Regions from separate parts of the Homo sapiens genome. Here region 2 is linked to region 1. Evidence: chromatin loops called from intact Hi-C (ENCODE). Cell type or tissue: heart left ventricle. All regions are shown on one strand. Links, peaks and the distances in the headings refer to the core of each region. The heading gives the core; the rest is flanking DNA.

Region 1 (15,428 bases), core at 4,793-12,792:
TCTTTGCTTGTAGTTTAGATAAAAAAGCTTGAGTCTCTTTTTAGATCAACTGTCAACACAGATATCTATATTCAGAAAAAACATACTTCAGAAATGAGGATTGGATAACAACAATCCTCAAATCCAAACAAATTTAGGCAAGTACTCCACTCCAACTCTTACTATCTGTGTGGCCTTGGACAAATTAATGAATTCATGACTCTGTTTCTGTAATCACCTATATCTCCTGCAAATGACTGCCGTACAACACAAACTATTTTCAGCCAGAAAGGGAATTTATTTATTCACATACCCCAAAAGTCAAGAAGCTTTGTATACTGTCATATGTGGCTTGATGTAGCCACTCAAATAATGTTATTTCTTATTCATCTCTGGGTTCTGATATCCCCTTGCCAGCTCTATTTCCATTTGATTTTTATTTATAAGTAGACAAGATGGTACATGGCAGGTCCAGACTTAACTATTCTTTAAGTGCCTAGCCTCTCTAGAAGAGAGAGAGCCTCTTCACCAATAGTTTTAGCAAAGCTTTGAGTTATAAAAGGAAACCCTGGGTAAAATATTCAATCCAGGTAGATGTTCTACATTTTAGGCCATGCTTGAATTAGGTCTCTACACCTGAAGCCTACAGTAGTGTCAGCCCCACAGAAATCATATGGGTTAAGAATGAGAGAAAAGAATTTCCCAAAGTAAGGATCTCTTTTATGAGGTCAAAAGGAGAGAACAGATGCTGGCAAGGAGAAATGGATGGGTTTTGCTAATACAATGACCTCAAAAGGCGGTGTGAGAGTTAAGTGAGATAATCCTTTTAAGCTCCCAGTACAGGCATACGCTAGGTGCTCAATCTTTGATCACTGTCATTATTATCAATCATATTGAACAGAGCATAATTTTCTCATTTATTAAGTACATAGAAAAAGACACACCCCAAAAGATTGCTGGGAAGATTTTAAATGATATCTGAAAATCTACGTTAAGTTTTAGTGTTTTTTCCTCCTCATTACTTTCTCAAAGCTGGACCTCTCACTCCCCACCGCTATGATAAACATTTGTTAAATGAATTATGAATAAATGAACACATGAATAAATTAATGCATATAATCCCAAAATGCAGGGTGACTTTCATACACCTCAAATCTCATTGCTCAGGGGTTATTTTTCACATAGACTATACCTCATCTTAGAAAAGTCACCTTTCCTGTGGTTGTCTCCAATTTGAGGCTCTATTTCAGGGTATACTCTGCACAGGAAAGTAGTTCTGAGCCCATGTTACAGAATCTTCTTTTTTGGATTAGTTTCCTATAAAGGAAAATATCCTTTAAGATGCTGGATACAGGAAATGCTGGAGCGAGAGACCCTGAGTACAATGCACAGAGGCTTGGCGTATCAGCAGTGATTCAAGGCATCATTGCCCACCCCAACCTCCATCCCCATTCACTCAGCATTAGTACCTGGGATTCAGTTGTCCCCTGGACAGAAGAAAGACAGAGGAAGGTTTTGATGCTTCCTTTAAAAATAAGATACATTAGTTAGGCATTTTATTTTCATTACATGAAGTAAGCGTACTTGTCTCAGAGAACTCAAACAATCACCTACAGCCAACAAGAAGGGAAGGCATGATTTGTGGTTTGCAGAATGCATTTTCTATCTTGTACTGGTCATAGATTAATTTCACTCTGGCACAGCAAGTGCCACGATGACAAAATCATTTAGCCTTAGTGCTTAATGCAAAGAAGGGTAAAATAGAGGAGCACATGAGGCTGAGGGCATATGGACGATGCTCTTGCTGATGTCTCCTTTAGTGTCTGATTTCAATGCCATATCATTCTGACCACATGGTAATGTTTCACAAGCTTCTCCAGTTAGAGAAGCACAAATATTGTAAAATGATTATAGACAAAAATGAGCCCCAAATTCCTATCACCGTGACTTAGTAAAATGTAAAATAATGAAACAGTAGCTGCTATGAGCTGAATTATATCTGCCCCCTCCCCACCAAAAATTTATATGTTGAAGTCCTAAACTCCAGTACCTTGGAATGTGATTGTACTTAAAGACAGGGCCTTTAAAGGAGTACGTAAGTTAGAATGAAGCCATTTATTTGGGTGTGTTCTACTCCAATCTGACTGGTGTTCTTATAAGATGAGAAATTTTGGACACAGAAAGGTTCACTGAGGATGTGCATGCAGAGGGAAGACCATGTGAAGCACAGCAAGAAAGTGGCCATTTGCAAGCCAACAGAGAGGCCTCAGAAGAGACCAAATCTTCCAACATCTTGATCTTGGACTTTTAGCCTCCAGACCTGTGAGAAAATACATTTCTATAAATTAAACCACTCAGCCTGGGATAATTGTTTTTTATGACAGGTCTAGAAAACTAATACGGTAGCTACCAATGATTGAGCACTTACAGGATTCTAGTTATGATACTAAATGCTTTTATAGAGATATCATTTAAATCCAACAGTAGTCTTGAGAGGTATTATAGGTTTACATATTTTCTAGATGAAGAAACTGAGTTTGTGAAAGAATAAGCAATTTACTCAAGGTCATGCTAAAAGTACGTGGTTCTAACCAGATTATCTAACTCTCTCCTTGGAATCTTCCCTTGAACATCTGAACATGGCTAAAACCAAGATCAAAGTCCATTCACCAAACTCAGTATTTTCCTCCAGTGTTCTCTCCACCAAAGCACCAGATTTATAAGGCAGAATTATTTTATTGCTGAAACCTGACATCCTTCAACTCGAATCCATCGTGATATCTTGTTTATTCGACTTTATCTTCTCAAACAGTGGCTAACACAATAGATAATAAGATATTACTAACTTTGTAGAGGCAGAACTGATATGCTTAGCAATGAAATTAATGGGCATTGGGGATACATTACAGGGAGGATCAAAGATTATACCAAGATTTTAATTCAAGGGTCAAATAGAATTTTGGAGAAGTTCACTGAGATCAGCCCTAAAGGAACTCATCAACCCACAAAATGCTTCTTCCTCTGTTCCCACCCAGAGGCTGAGATCTCCATGTCCAAGAAAACGGCCCTGGTTTGGACCATCACGTCTCATATGGGTTAGCACGATGTCTCTCTGGCCTCTCCTCACCTTCTCTAATGCACTCTCCACTCTAGCCAGAATAATCAGCTACCAATTCCCTTTCAAGTCCTTCATGGACTCTCCCCACTGGATAAAAGTCAGATATATGGCCCACATAATCATATTGACTTCTCACTCAAGCTTTAAATAATGTCCAGACAGAGACACTGGGCAAAGAACTTGATTAATTTGATGAAGGCTTCAACTCCAATCATGGCACAGTTGCAAATCCACAGGTTGCTCTTTTTCTGTTACACTAAGTCAATTTCCAGGAAGCCTGGTTTAATATGACAGTGATATCCAGAATTTACTTATTTTCACTGGGGCATGGAAGAAATCATTTTAGGTAGGACTCCCAGAGACCAGATTTTGCCTCTTCTACTATGAGTTTGAAGACAAGCCAGGTCTCCATAACTTGGTTGTTTCCTCTGTAAAATGTAGTGTTTGGGGTACTGATCTCTGTGAGTCTTCCATGCTCCATAAAGAAATTACAACATCACTTGCCACGTTGTTGAAAGGAAACAAGAAGATCTCAGGATGAGCTAGAGAACGAAGGAAACAGAGTCAGGCAGTGAACAATTTGAGAGAAACACGAGTACTGAAAAAAGAATGTGTGCATGCACTGCCTCAGAAACCAGGGACAAAACACACTTGGGCTTTTCACCACCCTCTGAGTTTTTTCTACACTTGCCCAAGGAAGGCCAAAAATAAGAGCTAATTTTTTTCCCAGAAAAAAAAGGGATAGAACCAGGCCTCAGACACACCTCTTCCCATCCGGACTGAGCCCAGATCCACCCAAGTGGGTGTGGTCATGAGGACTAGGCAGTTAAAGCCAGATGTCCACCCTTTCCATCAGCATGGATGCCCTTTGAAATCACACTAGGCACTAGGCACAGCTGTTTTTGTTTTTTTTTTCTTTTTAAAGAACTCCCTAAAAAACTAGAATCAGATTCTGTAAGCAACAAGTTATCTTGGAAAGCAGCTGGAAGCATACACCCATTTCTCCAGTGAGAAAATGAGGGCACAGGAAAGTTGGATGACACATGGAGAATACCAGGATCTCTTGTCCCAGTGTATGTATGAGTTATTGTTAGGGTAGACACCCAGTCTCATACACTGTTCTGGTTCTTCCATCGGGAAATTGGGGCTCAGGATTAATCATCTCCTACTTTTGAATAGCTATTTTCATATTTTATAGCAGGCATTGGTCACATCAGTAGTCAGGCATTTAGTGGACAGCAGAAAAAATAACCAGGGAATAAAACATAGAAAATAATAATTTGAGTAATTGTGTGCATAACTTCTGCTTATCCTATCTTTTCTCTGGGTGTCACTTCTGGGGAAATGTGATTAAATAATCTCTAAGAATCATTCCAGCTCTATCTGTCTAAGACAGAGAACAGGAAAGCAAGATCCCTCATGGCAGTCAGGGAAGCAGCCCAGCCAGGAACCCAGGTGGCTGTGGACCCTGGGCAGCTCCAGGAATGAGGGGCCTGGCTACTGCATTTCTGGAGCATACCCCTCTCCTCATTTTCCAAGCCCTGTGCCTTCTCTCTAGCCAAACAAACACAGCTGAGAGTTCTGGAACTGAGCTGCAAAAAAAATCAGCTCCTGACATCTTGCCCAACAAGCAAACAATGGTGAAAAAGTTTCTCATTGTCGCTTGGTATTAATAACCTATTGATGAACCAACCCACTTTCCCCATCTAATCTTGTGGGCCTTGCCACCATTAATTATCAAATATGAGTTATAAAATTTCAACTTTCTGTACTATATAAAAAATTAGGCTTAATAACTGTTAATATCTTAATAAACAACACAACTTCACAATCATTAATAGCTCAATGATCATAACAATAGCTGTCATTTATAATGCAGTTTCTAGATTCCAGACACATTGCCAAGTGCTTTTACACGTATTGCTTTATTTAATTCATTTTAATATTAGGAATTAGATTATTCTATGATTTCCATTTAACATATGGGGAAACTGAGACTTAGAGAAGTTAAGTAAACAGCCCACAGTCTCACAACTAAGAAGTGTTAGAATCAAGATTCAAACTCAAATTGACCTGTCTTCGAAGACTACTGTCTAAACTGCACTGACTTGTAAGCTAAAGTTGTATGCCTTCAGAATTCAAAGGCATTTTTCTGTTTGTTGTGCCTATGCTTGTTAGAATGAAATTATCTACTGCGTCTTTCCACTTGCTTTGGTCAAGTTCACAGATCAACACACATTTCCTGATCTGTGATTTTGCGCATCCATCTCTTCTACCAGTAATCAAGCAACAGAAGCACCTGACGAGTTATTCTCTTAAAGGATGGGGTCAGATCACACCAGCCTGCAACTCCAGCAGCTGGAGAGACAGAAGCTCAGATGTTCAAGATACTGAGGCTGAGTTCCCTTGGAGAGGCAAGGAGAATCCCAAAGGCAGGAGGAACAATCCTGGAAAGCTCCAGGTGACATCTTGCATCAAAATCCTGTAGACTTAAATTATTTTTGGCTATAATACTGCACAATCTACAGAGTTTAGTGGGGCAGCTGAGCCAGGAACCCAGGTGGCTGTGCACCCTGGGCAGCTCCAGGAATGAAGGGCCTGGCTACTGCATTTCTGGAGCATTCCCCCTCCTCCTTTACTCAAGTTCTATGCCTTCTCTTCAGCCAAATGGACACAGCTGAGAGTTCTAGAACTGAGCGGAAGATGAAACTGTGGGAGAGGAAGGGCGAAGCATTTCCCACAACTCATCATCCAGAACTGTGTTATGTGGACATCCCTACTTCCAGTGGAGCCCAAGAAATATCTATATGGCAGATGAAGTCAATGTGGAGAAGGGGACCAGTAGTATTATCAACCCTTGTATGGGTTCTGCTCCTCTTTTTGACAGAAACCTCGATAAAATCCTCAAATAATGAGCGATGTCATCCATGTGACATGTAAACATGCCCAACCCAAGAGAAAGTCAGAAAATGAGAGCCTGCAGGAATGTGGGAAGGTATGAGTTTATCAGGATGAACAGGGTATCTGAGAATGACCTAACTGTGTTTACCTATCTAAAATCTAAACACAAGCCACAGGGTGATCCATCACTGGAAACAGATACTTAACTCAGTCATACAGTGAGAAAAGGTGGGAAACATGGACCTTGTTTATTCCATATTGCACTGAATATACAAAGTTCCCATATCCTGCAACAGACAGAACGTGGTCCCGAGCAGAAAAAGGAAACTAATGGCAGTTTATGTAATGGGTCTCTTCTGTGGAAGTGCCACTGACCTGGAGGATGTACTATATTCCATACTCTGAGAGGTGTCCTCTGATGTGGTGGAGGATTTCATCTACCTCTTACAGTCTAGGAGAAACAGGTCTCAAAATTATCTCATTAAGCCACCAGCTGAAGTTCCGGTTGATTTTCCACATGCCTAGAATAGGTACATATTGGTCATGGAGAAAGAAGTTTCTACAGTTCAAATGACTAAATTATGATCAAGTTTATACATTGGTATCCTGTAAACTTGGTTGATATAAATTAATTTCCTAGGTATGGCCAGCTGTGGATGTCATCACAAGGCCAAAGACAAGACAATCCCTTGGACTTTGCTGACTCCATCAGATGACATTGCCGCTTACACACACACACACACACACACACACACACACACACACACTGGTTTTGTCTGTATGGCCAATTAACCTCCCTAGATGAAACATATCTGTGCCTGGCACTTCTTCTAATTGTAGCATGAGACAGACTCAGGCTTAATAATAGAAGGAAAGACTCTAACACAGTTACAATTGCCCAAACATGAAACACATTGTCTGGGGAGGCCCTGGGTTCTCTTTCCCTTGACATGGACATGTATTGTTAGTATATTGTGGAGAGCTTCCCAGCACCGTAAGAGAATGAACGTGAAATTCCTCTTGCCTCTGAGGTGTTAAGGTGTCTGGAAATTTTTTACTTACATCCTCTCTGAGCCTATTGCAAACCTTAGGAGCAATTAGATGGGTGTGTTCATTCATCCATTGACTCATTCAGTCATTATTTTATTGATTTGGCTAATAAATATGTGCATAGTAAATATGTGCACATAACTCAGCATGGGTTATGCTATGTGACAGGGGCTGAGAAAACAGGAAACAAGAACTCCCCTTCTTTTAAGGGGGTTATTCAGATCCTTGATGGTGCTATGTAATGGATTCTCTGATGGGGTCGCCCACATATATGCATGCTGCCGAACTGAGGGAAGAGTTGTTAGTGTGAAAGCTTTCAAAAAAAATTTAGAAGGGTCATTTTTTATTTAATCCAAACCCTCTGGATACTTAATAAGAGACAATGAAACTGTATTTTTATGTGGAACCTCACAGGACAGTCATCTAGATGAAGAGTGGTGTATATGCAGCCTTCAGTTGTGTTCCAGGGACCACAGGTTATCAGAACTAAAAATGCTCATAGATAATTCATCAAATCTACTCCTGTCATGTATTATGAAGGGAAACAGAGGCAAGAGGAAGTCTAATACCTTGTCCAAACTCCCACTGTAATTTTTTGGCAGCCAAAACAAAAATCAGGTATTTGCTTCTATTGAACTTGTGGTATGTCAAATTGATTACATTTTATTTTGGATTACTATTATCATTATCATTATTATTAACATGTATTATGTGCTTGCCATGTGCCAGACAGCTCCCAGGGTGCTTTAAGTGCTTGCCTCTTTGAATCTCCAAACTAAGCTGAGAAGGCAGGTGTTAATAGTCCTCATTTTACACATAAGGAAATTATGGACCAAAGAATGTCATTAATTTGTAAAGACACAGAGCTAAGAAATAGCAGAGGCAGGATATGAACCCAGGTCTGTGGGACTCTACAAGCCCGTAACGAGGCATTATATCTCAAGGCTTTGTAGTTTGCTCTGGTTGGCTACCTGTCAATTCATTCTCCACATCTAGGATCATGAAAAATAAAACACCACTCTTAGAGCTCAGCTGAAAGCAGGCTAATGTCTGTTCATGAAGCCTTACTGGGGGAGGAGGTGGTTTGCTGACGATCAGTAGCATTTCCGCCCTCTTCTGCCTGTCATGAGAGCACCCTCCGGCCAACTGAAACAACACTGAGAAGTGGAGCAGAGAAAACCAGTCCAAGGGCCTGGCCTGCCCCAATGGAGACATTCACAGCGTTGCTATAACAAGAACAGGATCTGTGATAAGGAGCTGGGAAAATCTGTAACAGTGAAGGCGACGCCCACATCAGGCTGTGGAGATAGACCAGAGTCAGCCCTGGGACTCGCCCAGCGTGGGAGAGAGGGCATGGATCCCAGGATGCAAATTTTGTTTTCCTTCCTTTCCAAAGTGCTGCTGATTCCTGACTGAGGCTTGGTCTTTGTCAAGCCAGCTACTCAGGGTCAGGAGGAGCCAGGATCCCTTTTGGATTTGGTGCCTGCTTAACTCTCTTACTTTAACTCCTGTTCCTCCAACACCTTCATCCTATGTGCTAGCACACAGAACTGTATTAATCTGTCCCAGAATGCTCTGTGCTACTGAAGATACTTCCTTATGCCACTTTCCTTCCCATTCTTTTTTTTTTTTTTTAACTTGAGAATATCTTTTCATTCTCCAAGATTTGGCTGGGTGTGGGGGCTCACACCTGTTATCCCAGCACTTTGGTAGGCCGAGGTGGGCAGATCACTTGAGGCCAGGAATTCAAGACCAGCCTGGCCAACATGGTGAAATTCCATGTCTACTAAAAGTATAAAAATTAGCCAGACATGGTAGCACATGCCTGTAATCCCAGCTACACAGGAGGCTGAGGCAGGAGGATCACTTGAACCCGGGAGACAAAGGTTACAGTGAGCTGAGATCACGCCACCGCATTCCAGCCTGGGAAACAGAGTGAGACGCCGTCTCAAAAAAAAAAAAAAAAGTTCTTCGAGATTTATTCAATGTGGCACTTTACCTGGAAAGGTCTCATTAGTCTATAATCCATAACACTCCACTTGTTCAGATGAGAGTGGCTTTGGTTCCTCCCTCAAGGGCAGTCACTATACCTTGGGAGAATCTCTGATGGGACACTCCCAGTACTATAGTAGAGCTCAGCTTAAAGCAGGCTAATGTCTGTTGATGGAGCCTTACTAGAAGGAGGAGGTTTGCTGATGATTGGTAGCATTTCTACCCTTTTCTACCTGTGATGACAGCACCCTCTGACCAACTGAAACAACACAGAAATGGAGCAGATAAAACCAGTCCACGGACATGGCCCGCCCCACTGGAGACATTCACAGTGCAGCTGTAACAAGAGCAGGAGCTGCTCTTTCATTAAAATTGTGGGTTCATGTTTTTGTCTTCCTCAATATATTTCTGTCATTTTGAAAGCTGAGACAATGCAGTATTCCTCTTTGTATTTACAAGATGTAGTGGAATAAACATTACATTGCAGATTCTCAATAAATACTGGGTGAATGAGTATATGAATGAACAAATAAACAGACTGATGAGCTCAAATTAATTTCATAAAAGAAGCCCTGGCCCAGTAGATGGAGCCAGAAATAATTTATCTTTCATCCCCTTTTCATGGGCCTGATCCAGAGTACCAGGTATAGAAAGAACAGCTCTTGAATAACTATAGTGCAGCAGCTGGAGGGAGAGTCCACAGAGATGGTCCACATTGCACATATGGGAAACTGTCATTCAGGGAGGTTGGGTGACCCCCCACTCACTATCCTCCCAGGGCTGGAAGGCTTTCAAGTGGGCACTGGACACAGCTCTTTTCCATCAATCAGGCAGGTAGTATTGCCACCACTTTACAGATGAAGCAAACATATTAGTTCACCAAATGGTTACTGAGTATTTATAATAGGCCTGTCCCTGTGTTAAGACTTGGGTAGGAGGGGAGATAGATGAATAAACAGAAGTACAGAATGTATGGAGGAGTGTTCCTGAACATGCAGCTGGAGACTAAATTTTCTTGGAGGGAGAGTAAGGCTAGAATCTGGAAAATTCTCAACTTAGACCAATGTGACACCTCCTGAATTTAGGAATGGTCACCTCTTTTTATTATCTATTCAACCTACCCATTTTGCTATAGACCTACTAACTTCCAGTCCAGTACAGAGTGTTTTACATACTTTGCCTTTTTAAATCTCCCAGTTACTCCTAAAATCTGTTTAACAGATGAGGAGACTGAGGTTCCAAGTAGATAAGTAACCATAAAGTCTCCCAGCTTGTAAGGGGTAGAGTCAGAGTATACACCCAGATCTGTCTTTGTCTAACTCTGCACCTCCCAGTGAGCCATGGCTCACTTGGAATACGCATTGTGTCCCTGATGTACAGGTGTTCGAAATAGCATGTACCAGACTTCTGTGAAATGCATGCCTCTCCAACAGTTTATGAGCACCTACTAAATGCAGACATTAGTGCTGGGCTCTAGAAATGTATACAAGGAAGACCAAGAAGGGTTCTAATTACTAAAGGGTCAAGAGTCCCTTGTGGGATGGGGGAAGAAACAGAGCAATTAAAAGGCAGAAGTGCCAAGACAGATACCCCAAAGCCCTGCAGGAAACAAAAGAAAGTAACTCTCTCTTCCTAGGAAAGCCAGAGAGGTCAAGCATCATGCTTATTTATTGATGGCCAGCTTCTAGAGATTTAATTTAGAATATAGTCAAGTCCATTTGGTGAGCACATAGCCAAGAAGTACGAAACTGGATGCAACGGGTAAGTTTTAACAAGTCTGAGATGTTGGCAGCCTCTGCATTTTCAAGTTCTCTCTCCCCACCTCTGAGTCGCTAAACTGTATTCAAGAACTGGGTTAACCACTTTCAACCGATTAGCAGTTGATTCATGATTTGGGTGAACTGATCACTTAGTAGCTTGGTGATTGATAGTGATTTCAAATCCACATACATATTAGAAAACCGTGGGGAGCTTTAAAAAATACCAATGCTCAGGCCACACTTCAGAACATTTAAAACAGAATTTTGAGAGAAGGGTCACAGGTTGGTAGCTTGAAGGAGGACACACACACCCCTTATTGTAATTTTATTTTGCAGCCAGTTGGAACCTACTGCTATGAGGAAAAACTCCCAGTTTTGGCAGCCCTAAAGCTACAGACAGGACTAAAGAAAAATTAAATTCCTAAGATAAATAAGGTAGGCAATGGCTGTTTATCTGCTCCTCTCTCCACAGGGCCTTTGCATAGCCCATTCCTTCTGCTTGGATCTTCAGTCCCCACGTCAACCCACCCTTCCACATTCAATTAAGTTCTCATTCTCCTAGCTCTCATCTCAAGGTCTCTTTCCCTATGGAGGCCACCAAGTCAGGACCCTCTGTTATCTGTCCTCATGATACTTGCTTCCTTACTTCACAGCCCTTTCCTCAGCCTGCAATCATATAACCGAGAGAGTAAGTTTCTGACTGAAGTCCATCTCATGCACTAGACTGAAAACCTCCCAAAAGTGGGACCAAAATAATTGTGATTTCCTCTGTCTGTAACTAGGACCTAAATTGGGGACTGTCACAGAGGGAGCACTCAATAGACATTTTTTTGAATGAATGAATAGGTAAATGATGAATGGAAAATATGAACAAATTAGTAAAGATAAAAATTCACCTATACTCTAGGCGACAAAACAAAATCGAATCAGATCTAGTGTTTTTTTCTAGCCTTCAGGCTTTTGTGTTTGCTGTTTTGCTTGGTATTTCAACCTTAAATGATCTTTTCTGTAGGTCTACATTTCAAAATCCCTCTCATCCTTCAAAGCCTCATTCCAAAACCTCATCCTGCATCATGCCTTTTCAAAACATCCTGCAGGAAGTGAATTTTCTCTTCTATACAAAAGTTGGAAGCTTAATTGTAATGTGCTACTCTATGTTGCCTTGGGAACATATTATCATTTTTAAGAGATTATAAGCAATTTGAAGGCGGTACTCACCTAATTCATTTCTGCCCTTTCCCTCGTGGTACCTAGTAAAGTGCCTGCCATATAGTAGATACCCTGTAATTATTGTTTTAATGCCTACATGAATAGTATATATCATGGGTAAGTGGTCAATGGACTTCTGGACTCATTTCTCAAACGCAAGCAAAGGGACAGTCGCACAGATTTTTAAACTCATATGTATTCTAAGGATTTAGGTTAGGAAAAAGTTACAAATCAGTCTCCTTTTCTCTTTCCCTTTGTAGATCACACTCTAATATTTTTCCGCTGGCAGAGAGAATGAAGATATGACAGTGGTTCTGCATGAGTTTGGATAATTATATTTTTCACATTGTTTGGCAGTTAAGATTGACAACTACTGATTATTTAAGGTACTGTGTATTCTTCAAAAATAATTCTAAACACAAAAGTAATAATTGGATATAATTGCAAAACCAATTGATGTGGTCCCAGCACATGCTTGAGTTTATGGGCCTCAGTTTCCCATCCATAAAATAAAGGGGGTGGAATAAATCAGTGTTTTTCAGTGTCTATTGACCCAAGATACACATTGTAGCTCATTCAGAGTGCATTTATTCATTTGGTAAATATTTAATAAGCACCTACTATAGTAAATCAAAAACATCTTCTTCTAGCAGAGAAACAGACACCTGTCAACAATTGTATAAATGTATGTACTATTTCTATGCCTGGGTTATAAAGGTATTTTGACAGAGTATAGCATGAAGATTTTAGTTGGTCAGGGAGGTCAGGAATAACTACCATAATAGGAAAACCACTTTCTGGGATATGGGCAAGTATTAATTAGAATTCCTCAAAGAAGCAGAACCAATATGATGTGTGAGATAGATTTTTACTTTAAGGAATTGGCTCATACAATTGTATGAGATGTCAAGTCCAAAAATCTGCAAGGTAGCCTGGCAGGCTGGAGACACGGGAAAGAGTTGATGTTGTAGTTTGAGTCCAAAGGCAGTCTGGAGGCAGAATTCCCTCTTCTTTAGAGGACTCAGGTCTCTTATTTATAAAAGCCTTCAACTGTTTGGATAAGATCCAACCACATTAGGGTAATCTGCTTTATTCAAAGGTCAATTTATTTAAATGTTAATCTCATCTAAAAATACTTTTGCAGCAACATCAAGATTGGTATTTAACCAATTATCTAAGTACCATGGCTTAGCCAAGTTGACACATAAAATGAATGATCACAGGGTAAATACGAAGGACAAAAGGAAGCCAAGGGGGTGTGGGGAATGACTAAGAGAAGGATGGTGAGAGAGGAGACCTAGGGCAGGCAGGGGAATGGCCACACAGTGCCATGTAATTGATGTGTCTCTTTTCTACAAGTAGTAAGTTTTTCAAGGATTTGAATCAGAGAATAGACATAATCAGACATGCTTTCCAAAACTAGCATTGTGGCGAAGGACTAAGATGGTGATGGGGCCGATGGGGAGGTGTGGATGGATAGGAACATGCTACATATGTAAAGTGTGAAGCACCAGATGATGGATTTGACAGGTTGGAAGACCAACCAACAGTCCCAGTTCCAGCACTGAAAATCCTATGTCCTGGCAAACCCCTCAGTCCCAGCAAATAGGGATGGTTGGTCACCCTAAAAAGAAATTCCAGTGATACTATTTAAGTTTCTGAGTACCTAAGGGTCACCCTGAATACTCTTCAATTTGCTAAGTTAGGTGTTGTCTATAGTAAAGTGTGTGTGATGAACTCACAGTGGATGGATAAAACTTGCTGGAAAACATGTCCTGCAAGTCCCCTTTTAGCCTTATATTCTGAATCCTCTAAACCCAGAGCAATGTGTGCAAAGGCAGCATCTTCCAGAAAGCCAACATCAAGAATTTCGAAGAACAAAGCTCTTCCATTGAGGTACAATTTTCAAATCCTCCTGATTTCATTTCATTCTCCAATGGCTACCTCAACCCAGTAACTTGCTAGTATCACAAGCACTTAATTCATTAATTTCACACATAGTTAGAGTTAGGGTTAGGTTGGGTTAGGGTTAGGGTTAGAGTTAGGTTACGTTTGTTCAAGCAAACACGGAAACATGTTGGGAAAGTGTCAAGGATGATAGATCTTTGCCTTTACTCAATGAAGAAAAACTCAATGAAAGATTTTCTTTACCTTATTTCGTCCCATTTGTGTTCCCTTTCCCATATGTTATTTGAGAGAGAACATTTTACCAACTATAACCATCTCATTTATTTATTGTTTATTTGTTAATTTCAAGAGAGTTGGCTTTTTTCATTATGAAGTGTATTATGCTTACAAAAGAATCAAAAAATAGAGATGGAAAAGAAACATGAACTCACTACTGGAGCCCAAGAGCAGCTTAATTCCATAATTTTTAATAAATATTTTAATACCTCTATATAAATCATTAGATTGCACAATCCTATATGCATACAAAATTGCATAAATTGTTTATCTAACCTCATATCTGGATTTTGTCTTTCAACATTAAAATGCTAATATTCCCTGTGTTGGGTCACATTCTTTATTTAAAACAGAGTGCTTGATGATTGTATTACAGCTCAACAAATGTGTGCTCCACAATTTACCTAACCATTGGCTATTGATGAACATTCACATTTTCATTATACCAACGGGACAATTAACATATTTATGCATAAAGCTGTTCTGTATGTTTGGTGATTTTTCTTAGGCTACATTCCCCAAAGTGGAATTTCTGAGTTAAAGGGCTTTGGTAGTTTAATGCTATTGATACATATTGTGAAATTGTCTTCCAAAAGGGCTGTAGCTATTTTTATGCATGCCAGAAAGTGCGGAAATGCCTGTGGAATATGTGAAAACCTAGACTGGAGGGCACCTCAGTTAGATGGGTTTATGTGAGGGGCTCCTTCCTGGCCTTGGCTCAAGCAGAACATGAGAATTTGCCTTTTCCAGCCAGGTGAGTTCTCAGCAGGACAAGCATGATTTGAGAACAATTCCTAAAGGAAGTATCTTCTAAAAGTAACCTGGATCCATGGGCAAGTTTTATGGCGTCTCTTAATTTTTTGATTACTTATGTAACCTTTGTTTTTGATTTTGTTTTTTTGTTAGTACATTTGTTTATTGCCTGGGAAGATGAACACTTTCTTCAGATTCCCAGGAATTTCAGTGGTTAAACCTTTGTTGTTTCTTCTGACTACGATTCACTTTTCTTCTGATAAAAAAAAGTGCCCAGAAATTTCTTTGGGAAATAGTCATTCCCCACACTCAGCCCATTGGTTTGAAGGGAGTTCACCACTCCTCCAGGGGAGGACACTGATTGGCCTAAGGTGATTTCCATTTATCTATACCCAGTGATTGGATGAGACTGACCACATGACCCAATTCAGGACAATGAGATTCATGCCTGCAGAGTATGTTTCCAACTGTTGAGAGTGAGA
Region 2 (15,428 bases), core at 2,662-10,661, 59 kb before region 1:
TATTAAGTTGTTCTGGGATGTGTTTAAGCATAAGGAGATAATAAATTCCAGCATTCTCCTCCCTCTGGTTTGGAGAGTAGAAATATTTTCTTAATGATGTCTGTCACTGGAATGCAAAGTCTGCCTACTCAGAGGGACCTAGAGGCTGCCTGGTGCTGGAACATACTTGGGGATAAAATGACATCGTACTATTTAATCAGAATCATAAGATCATCATGTGGGTCACTTGGGTGACACAAAGAATCAGAGCTTTGGTCTTTGTCTTATTGACCTATCTTCTAAAATGGTTTCAGGTTCTCTAGGACCTCACTGTCTATAGAGACTCACTGAAGAAAACACCTTCATTCAACCAAGTCTCTTGGTTTTGTATGTGCTGCAACTTGGTTTCACTCTAAGGTTGTGTCTGACTGAACATATGACTGATATTGGATCACATTGCCTCAGGATGGTGACCTTCCTTTCATGTGGGCTAGCACTAGATAGATATGTGTTCTTCAGCGTGGGCTGGAGAGGCAGTCTGGTCAGTTAAAAAGGGAATAGTTTGGCATCAGATACATACGGGCTTTTGAAAAGGTTGTCCTTGAGCAAGCTATTCAGCCTCACTAAACCTCAGTTTGCTCATCTGTAAAGTAGAGATATTATTCTATCACATATATTTATTAGAAGTAATGTACACAAAATGTTTAACACACATAATAAGCCCTCAGTACACCACTATTGCAAATATTTCAATGTTAAATATTCCAACTTGAGAACTCGCCAACATTCCTTGCCGTGTACTCAATTTAACTCCACACATGGACATGCACATACACACCATTTTAAAACTGATTTCATATTTAAAAGTTGTGTTGGGGAAATAAATATTTTTATTATTATTTTATGAAAATGTCAACATTTATTTTAGATATAGGGGGTACAGGTGCGGATGTGTTGCATTGGAATATTGCTTGATGCTGAGGTTTGGAGTATGGATCCCATCACCCTGGTAGTGAGCATAGTAGATTTTATTTTAGAGATATAAAACAATGTCCTAGAAATCTGCATGTTTCAAAGACCTCCTTTAATCACATACCTATTGTTTTCAGAGGAAAAAAGGAGGTGAAAAGAAGAAAAGTATCCTGTCTATGTCAAGGAGAAAACTAGCGACTATTTCCAGAAATACTCAATTACTCTTTTTGCTAAATGAAACAATTTTACAAGGATTATACTATTGCTCTGGTGTCTAATGTGGGTGTGCTCCCATTAGTCCACTTTGCAACTGTCCCAGAAGTACAGTCCAATTAGTCAGTATAGTGTTGACTGAGCCATTTGTGTGTTGATTGAAATCTCACCATTTTATTGCATGAAGATGGAAAATTGCCCGAATTGGCCAAACTTGTGCTATTCTCACTCAAGTTTTAGAAGAAAAGTCTCCCTTTAAGACCATTATATATGATGAGATATTGTCTGGGTTATAGTTAGTAGGTCATTAAAGGGATTGTCTGAAAGATCTGGCCACACAATGGAAGACCGGTTCAGCTTCCTCCATCTGTGTGACCTTCATAGGCATGGACACTTCTGTTCTTATTCCTGCTCTGCTCATTCCTGTTTTGTAGGAACCCTAGGAACATTACTTAACCTTTCTGCACCTTATCATCCTCACTAATAAAGCTTGAGAGAGTAATCCCTCCCTGAAAGAGTTGCCATGATAGTCAAATAAGGCAACATGTACAAAGAGCTTAAGAAAGTGCCTGGAGCGTAAAGGGGTTCCGCAAATGACAGCCATGATTATTAGCATTATGAATTCCTCAAGATGTGTTCAGTTCCTTCGTGATTCTTAAGTGCTTTTGGGAATAAATGACAGAATAAAGTGAAATCATTTGGTAAATTCTGCATCTAGGAAACCACTTAATGGCAGGCAAATTGGCCTCCAGTTGGTGACTGTTTGAAACATGATTCATTTTCAAAACTTTGAACTATTTTGAGAAGTTAACTATATCATGCATTTTTTAAACAATTATGGTAACATAGCTTTTGCCAAAGAATGACATAATTTGACCTTCCTTGGGTAAAGGATGAGGACATAAAGATAATGAAGAAGAGAGGAATAGAAGAGCTTTATACCAAAGGGACCAAACAAAAAAATGTTCAATTTTTTTAAAGTTCAAATTCTTTTAAGAATTTGGTAAATTTCATAATTCTCAGCTTTTATAATTTTTTTCTACTTCATCTCTATTTCCCCAAGCATGTGAGTAATCATGTCTAAAAAAGCTTAACTTCTTACTGGCTGTGTAATATTAGATAAGTCATTTAATCTGATACCTCAGTTTCTTTATCCATAACTTGGAGATAAAATAATATTTACATATAGTGTTGTTAGGGACATTCAATAAAATAATTCAGAAAAAGGACTTAGCAATGAATCTGTTTTAAAGTCATATTTGAAAAAAAATTAAGACCAATAAATAATAGTTAACTTTCTTCTTCCTCCAGACTTCTAGTTTTAAAAACAAACAAATGAAGAGTTCAATGAGCTTAACCAGGAGAATCAGAAAAATTTTCAAATGGCAGCAGATTCAGCCACGAGAAACTGGGAAATGTGGGAGGTGGCAGTTTCAAAGTGGAAATGACTCAGGGCTGGTTCTCTGGATCTGCAAGAAGGAAGCAGGGAGAATGAGAAAGCTTCCTTCAGACAGAGATGAGATCCTTAAGTGTGACCCTCAACTCTGTTGCAAGATAACACAAGGCCTTAAATGTCCCCCTCACAGTGATACAAGTTCTTCAGATAAAGGCACTAGGTCACTGTCTCCTCAGAATGACCATCATCAAAACCACCAAAGGAGGCTGGGCACGGTATCTCACGCCTGTAATCCTAGCACTTTGGGAGGATAAGGTGGGCAGATCACCTGAGGTCGGGAGTTTGAGACCAGCCTGACCAACACAGAGAAACCCCATCTCTACTAAAAATACAAAATTAGTGGGGAGTGGTGGTGCACGCCAGCTACTCAGAAGGCTGAGGCAGGAGAATCACTTGAACCCGGGAGGTGGAGGTCGCGGTGAGCCGAGATTGTGCCATTGCACTCCAGCCTGGGCGACAAGAGCGTGTAACTCTGTCTCAAAAACAAACAAAACAAACAAACACCAAAGGATATTTTAAACAAAGTCCTTATGAACTTCATTGTCTGTATTAAATATTCAACACATCTTTCTAACAGGACGTTCCACCTGTTAAGGGTAAACATATGATGGAAGTATTGCCTCCTGAGAAAGCACAGTGTTCTGATGGACAGACTAAGTAGAGGCATATCTTAGAAACATGCCCCAGACGGAACAGTAATGGCCTGTGAATCTGTGCTTCCACAGCCTGCACCTACAGATCTACACACATGCCCATGCACATGCAGGAAGTGTTCATCTAAGACTGGACCTTTTAGAAGAAAGCTGGCATACATTCGTGAAGGCATGGGCTTCCAGGCATGTCATCTTCACTCACGAAGGTGAGTACCTCCATAGATAAGAAATGTTCTCAGCCATCATAACCTAGCTACAACCAAATTATAAGCTTTAAAAGCTTCTGCCTTAGATTAATGTATCACAAAGGGCGATATCCCTCCTATCATGTTGTTGAAGATGTCAACATTTTAAGTAATATCCACACTTTGCATGTCCCTCGCCTCCTGACTATTCCTAGGATAAACCCTAACATCCCCCATATAGGTAATGGGCTTCATGAGTAAAGAGTAATTCATTTTGGTAGCTCTTATAATGCTGAGATCAAGTCCACAAAAAGTGAATGTTTGAAAGTAGGAGGGAGAGAAGGATGAAAGAAGGAGAGAACAATTAGGGGAGGTAGTAGCCTGAATGCATTGATCCTAATAGTTGCAAATGTACAACCAGGCACATCTTCCCAATAAACTCACTTCTATTAATACCTGCTACAAAACCAAGCCTAGTCTTGGCTACTGACATTCAACTCTTCAAGGTAAACAGAAATCACCCTTTACTGGGGCCATCTCAAAAAGTAATTAACTCTTTACCATGATAACAAATTCTCAGATCACTGAAAAATTAAAAACAAAAACCAAAAAAACAGAATCCTAGAGTCTGGTCAGAGCGGAACCAGCAGTAGAATTCAAAGTTCTAAAATAGAGGGACAGTGTTGTATTCCACTTCATACATATCCCAGCACAGAGATATCACTAGGCATTTGGTGGTTGCCCTATAAATAGTAGATGAGTGAGTCACAAAAATAAAATTAACTCAGCCTGGCCAACATGGTGAAACCCTGTCTCTACTAAAAATACAAAAAAAAAAAAAAAATTAGCTGGGCATGGTGGCAGGCACCTGTAATCCCAGCTACTGGATAGCTGAGGCAGGAGAATTGCTTGAACCCAAGAGGCAGAGGTTGCAGTGAGCCAAGAACGTACCATTGCACTACAGCCTGGGCGACAAGAGTGAAACTCCATCTCAAAAAAAAAAAAAAAAAAAAAAAATTAACTTTTAGATTGTTATTAAATGTTTTACTTGTGAAAAAAAAGTTTAAAGAGTTTAGGTATATTCTCCATGATTACAGTAAGAATGCAACTAGCTGGTCTCCAAGTGCAGTGTTATGTCTACAGCATTAGTCTGTCCCAATGTAAATGAATGAAAGGTGTCACACCTGCAATTGATGCTGCAAGAATCAGAGAGTAAGTAAAGAAAAATTAGTGTCTGATGGGAGAGCAATGTCTCCTTGCTTACACTCCCAAGATCAGATATACTTTGCACCTTCATAAAATCAGATCTTGGACCAGCTCTAATAAATATGAGTGCATACATGGTATTGAACCCAAAGCTCTTATCCTTTCTCTAGCCTCTAATTTCCAATGCAACCTTTGGCACAACCCTTCACCACTTCCCACCTGTAAGACAGGAAGAGTGGGGATCAACAATCTCTTCAATCTCTAATCCCTCCAGTCACTTTAAAAAGTTGTTAATTCTACAGCATAACTCCATGTTTTTGTGTTCTGAAATCACCACCGACTGAGCTGCTGCAGAGACAACCAATCTTTACTCAGGACAAATATTTTGTCACATTGCACAGAAAAGATAGTAGGTAGTGATGTACTGTGAGTCTCTAAACTTTATCATAAAGCAACCAGAAAGAAGGGGATATTTTGCAACTCTTGTCAGTGTAGTGTCTATGCCAGCAAGAACTTCTAAACAGAAGTGCTGTGAATTCAAGGCAAAAGATTTATGATGTTGATGGAGTGGGAGGTGGGAGAGATCCTTCTAGTAATCCAAGCAAGGCAACATGGACTATAATTGGCATCTGAAGTTTTTTGTTCTTTTTTCCCTTGGAGCTCTCTGCTCGGGCTTGATGCTGTTGTTTTCCCTGAGAGAGAATGCAGCTGTCGCTGTATGCCTTGGGGGTAGATATCCATCACCCGGAACGTATCACAAACTATTAATAATGCATCACTGCAAATCTACCTTGTCTCCATAAACACCCTGTCTCCAAGTACAGATAAAAGGTCCAACAAGCAGATGTTGGGATTTATTATCCCCACATTTCCCATTTCTCTAAGGATGGTGCCCAGTATCTGAGTTCTCCTGTGGGTAGTGTAGGAATGGGAAACTAATATTTACTGAGTGACTTCTGTGTGTCAGTTGCTTATGTGAAATCATATTAGCAGCCCTGAGAAATAGGTTTTATTAACCCCATTTTGCAGATGAGGAAGCTGAGGCTTAGAGAGAAGTGACTTGCCTAACGATACTCAGCTTGCAACCCATCTCCCAGAGTCTTACTCTAGAGATCTTTCTTAATCCTCTGTAGCAGATGACCATTAGATGGTTTGGGACTTTGCATTTTTATCTTTCCTACTGTACCTACCATACCCTTGTATACAGTAGGTACTAAGATAAGCTTCGCCAAATTCAATTTTTAAAAGGTGGACCCCAGAAAAAGGCCTACAGAGCTGCTATCTGGAAATAAATTCCTACACATGAAGCAGGAGTAAGAACCTACAGGGCACAGAGCAATTTCCCTAAGAGCTGGTTGCTTCCTGAGACCACTTCGCCCTTGTTCTTCCTGATTGTTTGTCATATACATAGTGTCTGTGACTGGGTTGATAAAGAGTCAGCCCTTTTCTAACCCTTGATTACACAATATAGCCAGTTGCACTCATACTTGTCTGTTTTGATCTATATACATCTGCCCTGCTTGGTCAGGGTGGGGCTGTTTCATGTAGTCCCTTGACCTTGTATGTTAGCCTTGTATATGGGCAGTGGGAAAAAAAAACAGACCAACACTGTTAACCCTCTGTGCTCTGTGCTTCTGCCCCTCCCCACCTACCACATGATTAACTCCTTTTCAGGAGCAAACAGTGGAGCTGCTGAACATTCAATGGGCCACGATTCCCTAATGGATGGCACACACTGTGCTAAAAAGTAATGAGCTTCTAGTTATCAGTGCACTCTTCAGACCAGCCTGCCTCATCCATGCAGCTGATCTGGGAAGAGGACCATTCAGGCCCAACTGCTGGAGATTTAAAGAGGAGAGATGAGGAAGACAGCCACAGCTCCACCACAGTCTCTTTAGTGCTATAAAGGAAGTTATGGAGTCATGCCTGAACTAAGAATATAATTGATACTATGTTTCCCCATAATTATGGCTTCATTGTGCCCGTAGCCCCTTAAGTCCACAAATCCACAATGGAGGAGGGGATTTAGGCACCAAAATCCCACACAAATTTCTAGCTGCTCACTAAATTGTGCTTTTTGTGAAGGCCAGGAAACTGTCAACATTTGTACCATAGCTATGTAGAGTGAGCTGGTAATTATCATTCTCAAATCATCCCAATTAGGTCACATTTTAATCTCTGTTATATCAATGAGGAAACTGAGGCTTGCAAATACTTCAGGTAGCTTACCCAAGTTGTACAGCTGGTCAAAGGCAAAATTGAGATTTAACAACGGCCTAGAGAAAAATGCACTTTTTGGCATTGAGCTTCAGTTCTGGCTGTTTAGGAGAAAGCAACATATATCCTTAGCCCTCAAGGAAATAAAAAAACATGGAAACTTAAATTCCCCAGGTACCCAGGTGCCCTTGAAGGAAATCATTCATCCATTTCCCTTTGAAACAGTTTTCAGAGATAGCCCGAATGTTGTGCAAGGGAGTTCTCGTAAAAATAGGCATTGCTCACCGGGGTCCATTTCTGCAGCCACAGGAGGATGAAAAACCCCAAGTAGTCATAAGAAAAACGAACAATTTTACTGACAAATTAAAGGTTTGAGAGGCAGCAGGAGAAACTGGTCAGCTGCAACTTCAGAGAAAGCTGCACTGAACATTTCAAAGCCTCGACTTTAATTAGGAAGGGAGAAGCTGTGGTCTGGGAAGTGGTCCCCGATGGGTGTGCGCCCGGCATTAAATATGCCTTCTTGTACTCAGCAGGGTTTGAAGTTTTTTAAGGAGGGACTGAATAGCAGGAGAGAGAGGGGTGGAAAAGAAAGAGAGAGAGAGCAAGAGAGAGAGGAGGGAGATGTTTGATCTGCCAGCAGTCTTGCCCTGTTCATCAAATTGTACACCCTAAGAATGGGATTTTAGAGATTGCCAATTGCAAAGTGAAGACCAGAGTTGGTGAGTAACTGGCCCAGGCTTCTCATCTTGGCAATAAAGACTGGCATTCATTGAATAAATGAATAAGAAATTTTGATGAAGCACCTTAATATAAGTATAATATGTATTATAATGTCTATAATCATCATAGTCCGTATTCTGTTATCCACATTTTATAGAAAAACAAGACTGAAGCTCAGAAAGTTTAAGCATGCTATTCTACATTTTATAAGCGGCAGAGCAATTGCTGTCTTTTCCTATGTCCTCTGAACTCTTCAGAAGCCTCTAAGATATATATGCCTCCAGGAAGTCTTCCTCATTGCCTTGGGTCAGAGTTAAGTGCCACTGCCTGTGAGTTTCTAAGCCATCCAAGTACTTGAGACTTGTATTGTAATGGCCCATTTACATTCCTCTATCCCTGACTAGACCTTGAGCTCCCTAATCCAGGCACCTTGCTAGCTTTGTCTGTGGTCTCACCCCAGCCCTGAACATAGTTCAGCTGATTCTATGAAAGTGAGATCTTGAACACTCTTGAATCTTCTTTTCCATCCTCCAGGAGAGTAGTCGCTACTCAGATCTCCTTTCTCACACAAAGTCCAAGTTCTCAATCTTGATCTTCATCCTCTTTCTTGCTCTTCATCATCCTCCCTCTCTCATTCCTCATAAAACTCTGCCGTCAGCTCCACTCAAGAGGAAAATTACTCAATACATGACATCACTCCAAGGCATAAGTAATAGAAAAGTACCATTCATTTTTTATCCCAGAGATGTCTGTAGTTTCAGCAACAGAATGTCATCTATTGAGATGCAAATGATAACAGCAGTGATGACAATAATAGCTGACATCCACTAAGAATTTACTATGTGCCCTCCTTTTGCAAGGATTTCCTCATTTAATTCTCACAACAATCATGAAATGCATGAAGTATTCTCATCCCTGTGTTATAAATTAAGGAACTAAGGCTCATAGATGCCAAGTCCTCACTCAAGAACACACAGTCATAATTGGAATGTAGCTATGTCTAATTTCAAAGGCAATCAAGTTTCTTACATCAGCAGACTTTAAAAAAATGTTAAATATAAGGAACAGCAGAAATGGTCATATATTGACTGTCTATTATGCACAGGCACTATTATGCACTCCATATATATTAAGTCATTTACTGAGTTAATGCACCCAGAAATAAAGTTAGTACCTTTTAGTGGATTGATACAAATGGGACTTATGGAGCTAAATTGATTTAGAGAGGTTAGGACAAGCAGCTGGACCAAACGACCTCTTGAGTTTCATTCCATGATTCACAGACACTATTCCAAAGATATATGAGGCCACATGACAAACCAGCAAGGAAGATATACAGGTCTTTAAGCATCATTTTATCACATAGTGAAGGCAAGGACTCCTCTATCTTTGCCTTGGGGTTGTTCCCATAGGGCTCCATGGTGTGACAAATTGGGTATGTGGCACCTCCTGTAGGAAGGCCCTGCTCCCAGTGGCTGCTGGGCCACGTCTTAACACAATCTCTGGCTTCAGGGTGGAATGGCAATTATTTAAAATTGGCTCAGGTCTGCATACTCCACTGGATTCTTTTTTATCCCACTTTAAGTCTTTCCCTTGGGACAGCTTAAACAGCTTTATCTTTTTAATGACAAAATGCCCATCGATAGGACTGGAAATGAAATCAAGCTTTTGCTTAGCAACCAGTCCGTTTATTTATTTTCCAAGTTCATGAGTTTATATGCATGCTGCTCTTAATGGGCAGTGCATAAAAATGCCTCTTTTTATTTTCTTTTCATTTACATTGTTGCGGATAATGGCTATTATCAAGCCATTAGAAGCAAGAAAGTACTGCTTTTGCCTCCCAAGATGGGCTGCAATTGTGTATGCGCTCTCTATGCAGATTGGCCAATATGTTAAACTTTCTTTTTCCATCTTCATCTGATACAGATAGCTTTATGTCAGCAATATAATTTTCCTCTTGATGCATAGAAGTACATAAATATGTATAGACATGAAAGTATATATGAACATACACTTACACATATAAACACAAAGTAAATACCGACATCATATATGTATATACACAGATGCACAGACACAGACACACACACACACACAGAGAAAGAAATCTCCTTTTTCAATTAAAATGAAATTCTATGGCAGAAATGTAAAATAAATTCTAATCCACATCAGATTCTAAGACATTGTTACATAAATCTATGACACCATGGTCTGTTTTAAACAAAAGAAAGGATGGACTCAGTCCACATATAGCCCATTGAAGCTTTCATAGTTAACGAAAGTCATTTTTAGGTTGTGTCTGAGAGGCACAGTCATATGGATTAAAAACTAAGGAGCGTCATTCTTTATTCAGATGTTTCCAAATGTCTACTTAATGTATACTGGCAAAATCATCAAATTCAGGAATTGACATTTTTAAAAAATACATCCATTCTTTCAGAGTGTCTGTGGGTGATTAGGTTATTTCACTAGGGGAGAAGAGGGGGCTCAGTTTTGTTTACTGTAGCATTTTAGGTGAGATGGGCAAAGTAAAGATAAACAGCATTTGTTGAGTATCATTATACTCTTGGTCTTTTAGTAAATATTATTTGACATTGTCATCTATGAGGAAGGTCGTGCTTTAAAATTCACATTACTTCTGCAAAGTATTATCTACATTTTATTGTTGATGGAGCTGGGACAGAGATCGTTGGCAGCTAGAAAAGGTCAGATTGACAAAAACACAGTGAAGCAAGGCCTAGGTATTTGGTAGTTACAGAAACATTAAGCCTGGTTCTGTGATTGATATCAAGACCTGGAGTGATGGCATGTAGTAAAGCAATGGTTCTCCACTGGGGGGATTTTGCCCCCCAGGGGAAAATCATTATGTCTGGAGACATTTTTGGTTGTCACATTAAAGGTGGAGGTGCTATTGGCGTACAGTAGGTAGAAGTGGAACTGCTGCAAAACATTCTGAATGTACAGGACTGCTTCCCACAATAAAGAAATATGAGGTCTAAAATGTCAGTATTGCAGAGGTGGAGGAAGCCCCCCTCTTCCATCTAAGACTCCAAGTGTTCTTCTGTATTTTATAGTCCTGGCCACTTTTATGTATCAGCATTCTAACCAAGATCTGGAAAACAAATGTGACATTAGCATGTGTCTTGGGACGAAGCGCAAGGTAGAGGAACTAAATGCCAACCCTGACTCTACTACCTATAACGTGCATCTGGCAGGAGTGACTTACCCTCTTGGTGACTCAGTTTCTTTATCTGCAAGTTTAAGAAAATACTAGTACACACCTCATCAGGCTGATGCAAGAATTAGATGAGATAATGCATATAAAGAGTTAATGAGACAGGGTGCAGAGTAAATGTTTAACCACTTAGTTGTTATTTTTATTTTAATTGCTGTTATTTTAACTTTTTGGTATTTGCTATGTCCGTTTTCTGGAGAGCACTCAGTTTTTAATACTATATTTTCCTTTTTGAATTAGCAAATGTTATTTTTATAGACCAGTTTTAGGTTCACAGCAAAATTGAGTGAAAAGTATATGGAGTTCTTATACTACTCTTGTCCCCCACAAATGCACAACCTCCCCCACTATTGACATCCTGCACCACAATGGCATTTTTTTTTTTTTTTTTTTTTTTTACAATTGATGAACCTATATTAACACATTATTATCACCCAAAGTCCATAGCACACTCTTGGTGGGGTACATTCTATGGCTTTGAACAGATCTACAGTGACATGTATTATCATGTAGTACTATATATAATAGTATCATACAGAATAGTTTCATTGCACTACGAATCCTCTGTGCTCTATTCCACCCAAATCTCACCTCAAACTGTAGCTCCCATAATCCCCACCTGTCATGAGGGGGAACCCAGTGGGAGGTAATTGAACCATAGGGGCAGGTTTTTCCTGTGCTGTTCTTGTGGTAGTGAATATGTCGCATTAGATCTGATGGTATTATAAAGGACAGTTCCCCTGCACATGCTCTCTTGCTTGCCACCATGCAAGATGTGCCTTTGCTCCTCCTTCACCTTCCAACACGATTGTGAGGCCTCCCCAGCCATGTGGAATTGTGAGTCTATTAAACCTCTTTTTCTTTACAAATTACCCAGTCTCAGGTATTTCTTCATAGCAGTGTGAAAATAGACTAATACACCCTTCCTTCCCTGCTAACCCCTGGCAACCACTGAACTTTTTACTGTCTCCACAGTTTTGCCTTTTATAGAATGTCATATACTTGGAATCATATGGTATGTAGCCTTTTCAGATTAGCTTCTTTCATTTAGTAATATGCATTTAAGTTTCCTCCCTGTTTTCTTATGACTTGATAGCTCATTTCTCTTTAGTGCAAATATTTAATTGTTTGTGTATACCTTGGTTTATTTATCTATTCATCCACTGAAGGATATCTTGGTTGCTTCCATGTTTTGGGTGTTGTCGATATGCCATAAGGTTTCACAGGTAGGGATTCAACCAACCTTGGATTGAAACCTGCAGATACAGAGAGCCAACTGTACTACATCATTTTATATAAGGAATATGAGCATCTTTGGATTTTGGTATCTGTGGATGGCCCTGAAACTAATCCTTTATGTGTATCTATTTTGTTTGATTGATATCTAAGCATATAATTTTGAGGGGCACTAATATAAATGGCAATGTGTTTTTAATTTCAAATTTCACTTGTTTGTTGCAGAAGTATGGGAAAGCAATTGAATTTCTCTATCAATCTTGTATTCTGCAAATTTTCCATAATTGTTTATTAGTTCCAAGAGGTTTTTTTGTTGATTCTTTTGGATTTTCTATTTAGACAATCATGTCATCTGTGAACAAAGGCAGTTTTATTTCTTCCTTCCTGATATTAATAACCTTTTATTTCCTTTTCTTTTCTCATCGAATTTGCTAGCACTTCTGGTACAGTGTTGAAAAGGAGTGGTAAGAGGAAACATCCTTGTCTTGTTCCTGATTTTAGCAGGAAAGCTGGAAGTTTCTTAATGTTAAGCGTAATGTTAGTGTAATGTTTTACTAATGTTCTTTATTAAGTTTAAAAAGTTCCCTTCTATCCTTATTTAGCATATATATAAAATATATATTTTTATATATTATTATGTATTTTATATTATATATAGATATTATCATGACTGGGTGTTGAATTCTGTCAAATGCTTTTTCTGCATCTATTGATATGATTATGTGATTTTTCTTCTTTATCTTGTTTATATGACAGATTACGTTTATTAATTTTCAAATGTAAAACCACCCTTGCTTATCTGGAATAAATCCCCTTCTTGGTTATGATGTAAAATTCTCTTTTTAAAAACCATTGTTGGGTTTGATTTGTTACTATTTTAATGAGAATTTTTTATCTATGTTGATGATAAACATTGGTCTGTAGTTTTCTTTTCTTGTAGTGTCTGGTGCTGACCCCATTAAATAAGTTAAGAAGTATTACCTCTGCTTTAATCTTCTGAAAGAGATTGTAGAGAATTTGTATAATTTCTTCCTTCCATGTTTGGCAGAATTCACCAGTGAACCCATCTATAGCTGGTGCTTTCTGCTTTGGAAAGTTATTATTGATTCAATCTCTTTAGTAGATATAAGCCTATTTATATATTTATTCCTTTTACATGAGTTTTGGCAGATTGCGTGTTTTAAGAAACTGGTCCATTTCATCCAGGTTATAAAATTTGTGGGCACAAAGTTGTGTATAATATTCTTTTATTATCCTTTTCAATTTCATGGGCTTTATAGTATGTATCTTCTCTCCTTTCTAATATTAGTGATTTGTTTCTTGTCCCTTTTTTTCATAGCCTGCTTAGAGGCTTCCCAGTTTTATTAAATGTTTTTTAAAAAGGTCTTTTTCAGTTTTGTTGATTTACTCTATTAATTTCCCATTTTCAGTTAAGTTAATTTTTTGTACTTCTTTCTTTTCTTCTGTTTACTTTGGATATAATTTCCTCTTCTTCTAGTTTTTTAAGATGGATGCTTAGATTATTGATTTTGAAACTTCCGTATTTTCTAATATATACATTCAGCACTATAAATTTCACTCTAAGTACTATTTTTGCTGAATCTACAAATTTTGATAAGTTGTATTTTCACTTATATTTAATTCAAAATATTCTAACATTTCTCTTGAGATTTTTTTCTTTGACCCATTTGTTATCTAAAAGTGTGTTGTTTAATCTCCAAGTACTTTGGTATTTTCCAGCTGTCTTTTCATTATTGATTTTTAGTTTAATTCCATTGTGGCTTGAGAGCAGATATTGCATGGTAGTTATTCTTTTACATTTATTAAGACATGTTTTATGGGACAGAATTCAGTCTATGTTGGCGAATGCTCTATATAAGCGTGAAAAGAACGTGTAACAGGCTATTGTTGGATGAAGTAGTCTATGGATGTCAATTATAGTCAGTTGATTGATACTGCTGTTGAAAATACTTACTGATTTTCTACCAGCTGGATCTGTCCATTTCTAATAGAGGAGTGTTAAAGTCTCTTGCTATAATAGTGGATTCATCTATTTCTCCTTGAGTCCTATCAGTTTTTACCTCACATATTTTGATATTGGTTGTTAGGCACATATATAATAAGGATTATTATATCTTCTTGGAATATTGGCCTCTTTATTATTGTGTAATATTAATTTTTATCCCTGATAACTATTCATGCTCTGAAGTTTTCTCTGTCTGAAATTGGCATAGCTATTTCCATTTTCTTTAGGTTAGTGTTATTAACAGCATGGCGTACCTTTCTTCCATCTTTAACTTTTAACCTGTATGTCTTTTGTATTTAAAGTAGATTCTTTCAGACAAATATAGGTTGGGTTTTTATTTTTTAACCACTCTGGCAATATCTATCTTGTAACTGATGCATTTAAAGCATTGATGTTTAACTTGATTATTGATATAGTTGGATTAATATCTACCATATCTGTTACTGTTTTATATTTGTTGCCCTGTTCTTTTTTTTTTTTAGTCTCCCACACTTTAACTGCTATTTATGGTTTCAACTGAGCATTTTATAATTCATTTTTTCTCCTTTTTAGCATATCAATTGTGCTACTCTTCTCACTTTTTAAAGTGATTTCCCTAGAGTTTGAAACATACATTTAGAACGAATTCATGTGCACTTTCAAATAACACTATACTACTTCACAGATTGTGCAAGTACCGTATAATTATAAAATGTCCCTAATATTTCCCTTGTGTTCCTTGTGTCATCGCTGTCACTCACTTTACTTATATGTAAGCGTAAATAAATGTTTATATATTTAATATATATTTGAATACACTGTTGTGATTATTTTGAAAAACTGTTATCTGTCACATCAATTAAGGATGTGCTTTTTTTCCTTGAAATTTATTTATTTATTTATTTTAATTTTTAAACTTTTATTTTAGGTTCAAGGATACATATACAGATTTGTTATATAGATAAACTCATGTCATGGGAGTTTGTTGTTCAGATTATTTTGCTACCCAGATACCAAGCCTAGTACCCAATATTTACTTTTTCTGATTCTCTCCCTCCTCCCACCATCTACCGTCAGGTAGGCTCATGTGTCTGTTGTTCTCCTCTATGTTTCCATGTGTCCTCATCATTTAGCTCCCAATTATACATGAGAATATGGGGTATTTGGTTTTCTATTCATGCATTAGTTTACTGAGGATAGTGGCTTCCAGCTCTATCCATGTTTCCACAAAAGATATGATCTCATTATTTTTTATGTCTGCATAGTATTCCATAGTGTGTATGTACCACACTTTCTTTACCCAATTTGTCATTGATGGGTATTTAGGTTGATTGTATGTATTTATTATGGT

Evidence for each region. Peaks named below come from ENCODE experiments on the same cell type or tissue, not always from the same donor. Only the 100,000 strongest peaks of a DNase experiment are listed, where the experiment ranks them.
Region 2: it touches region 1 in a loop (2.2-fold over the local background); 3 of 110 quality-filtered maps call a loop at or near these places.

What each region holds. Positions count from the first base shown.
Region 1 is chr16:65,242,815-65,258,242 of GRCh38, reverse strand. It overlaps LOC124903780 (a long non-coding RNA gene), which reads right to left. Exons shown (of 4, transcript XR_007065224.1): 2 at 6,374-6,519. Among named protein-coding and RNA genes, the nearest start is that of LINC02126, 74 kb to the right of the region's middle. In heart left ventricle, for the core only: a CTCF peak has its summit at 8,169 (motif pointing left); a DNase peak (open chromatin) is centred at 8,312; H3K27ac peaks cover 1,164 bases.
Region 2 is chr16:65,299,465-65,314,892 of GRCh38, reverse strand. LINC00922 (long intergenic non-protein coding RNA 922) reads left to right here. Exons shown (of 10, transcript NR_174971.1): 9 at 3,198-3,479. The region is part of intron 2 of LOC124903780 (a long non-coding RNA gene); the gene reads right to left. Among named protein-coding and RNA genes, the nearest start is that of LINC02126, 130 kb to the right of the region's middle. RefSeq lists an enhancer at 7,574-8,442. In heart left ventricle, for the core only: no CTCF peak of the experiment used is centred there; no DNase peak of the experiment used is centred there; H3K27ac peaks cover 1,436 bases.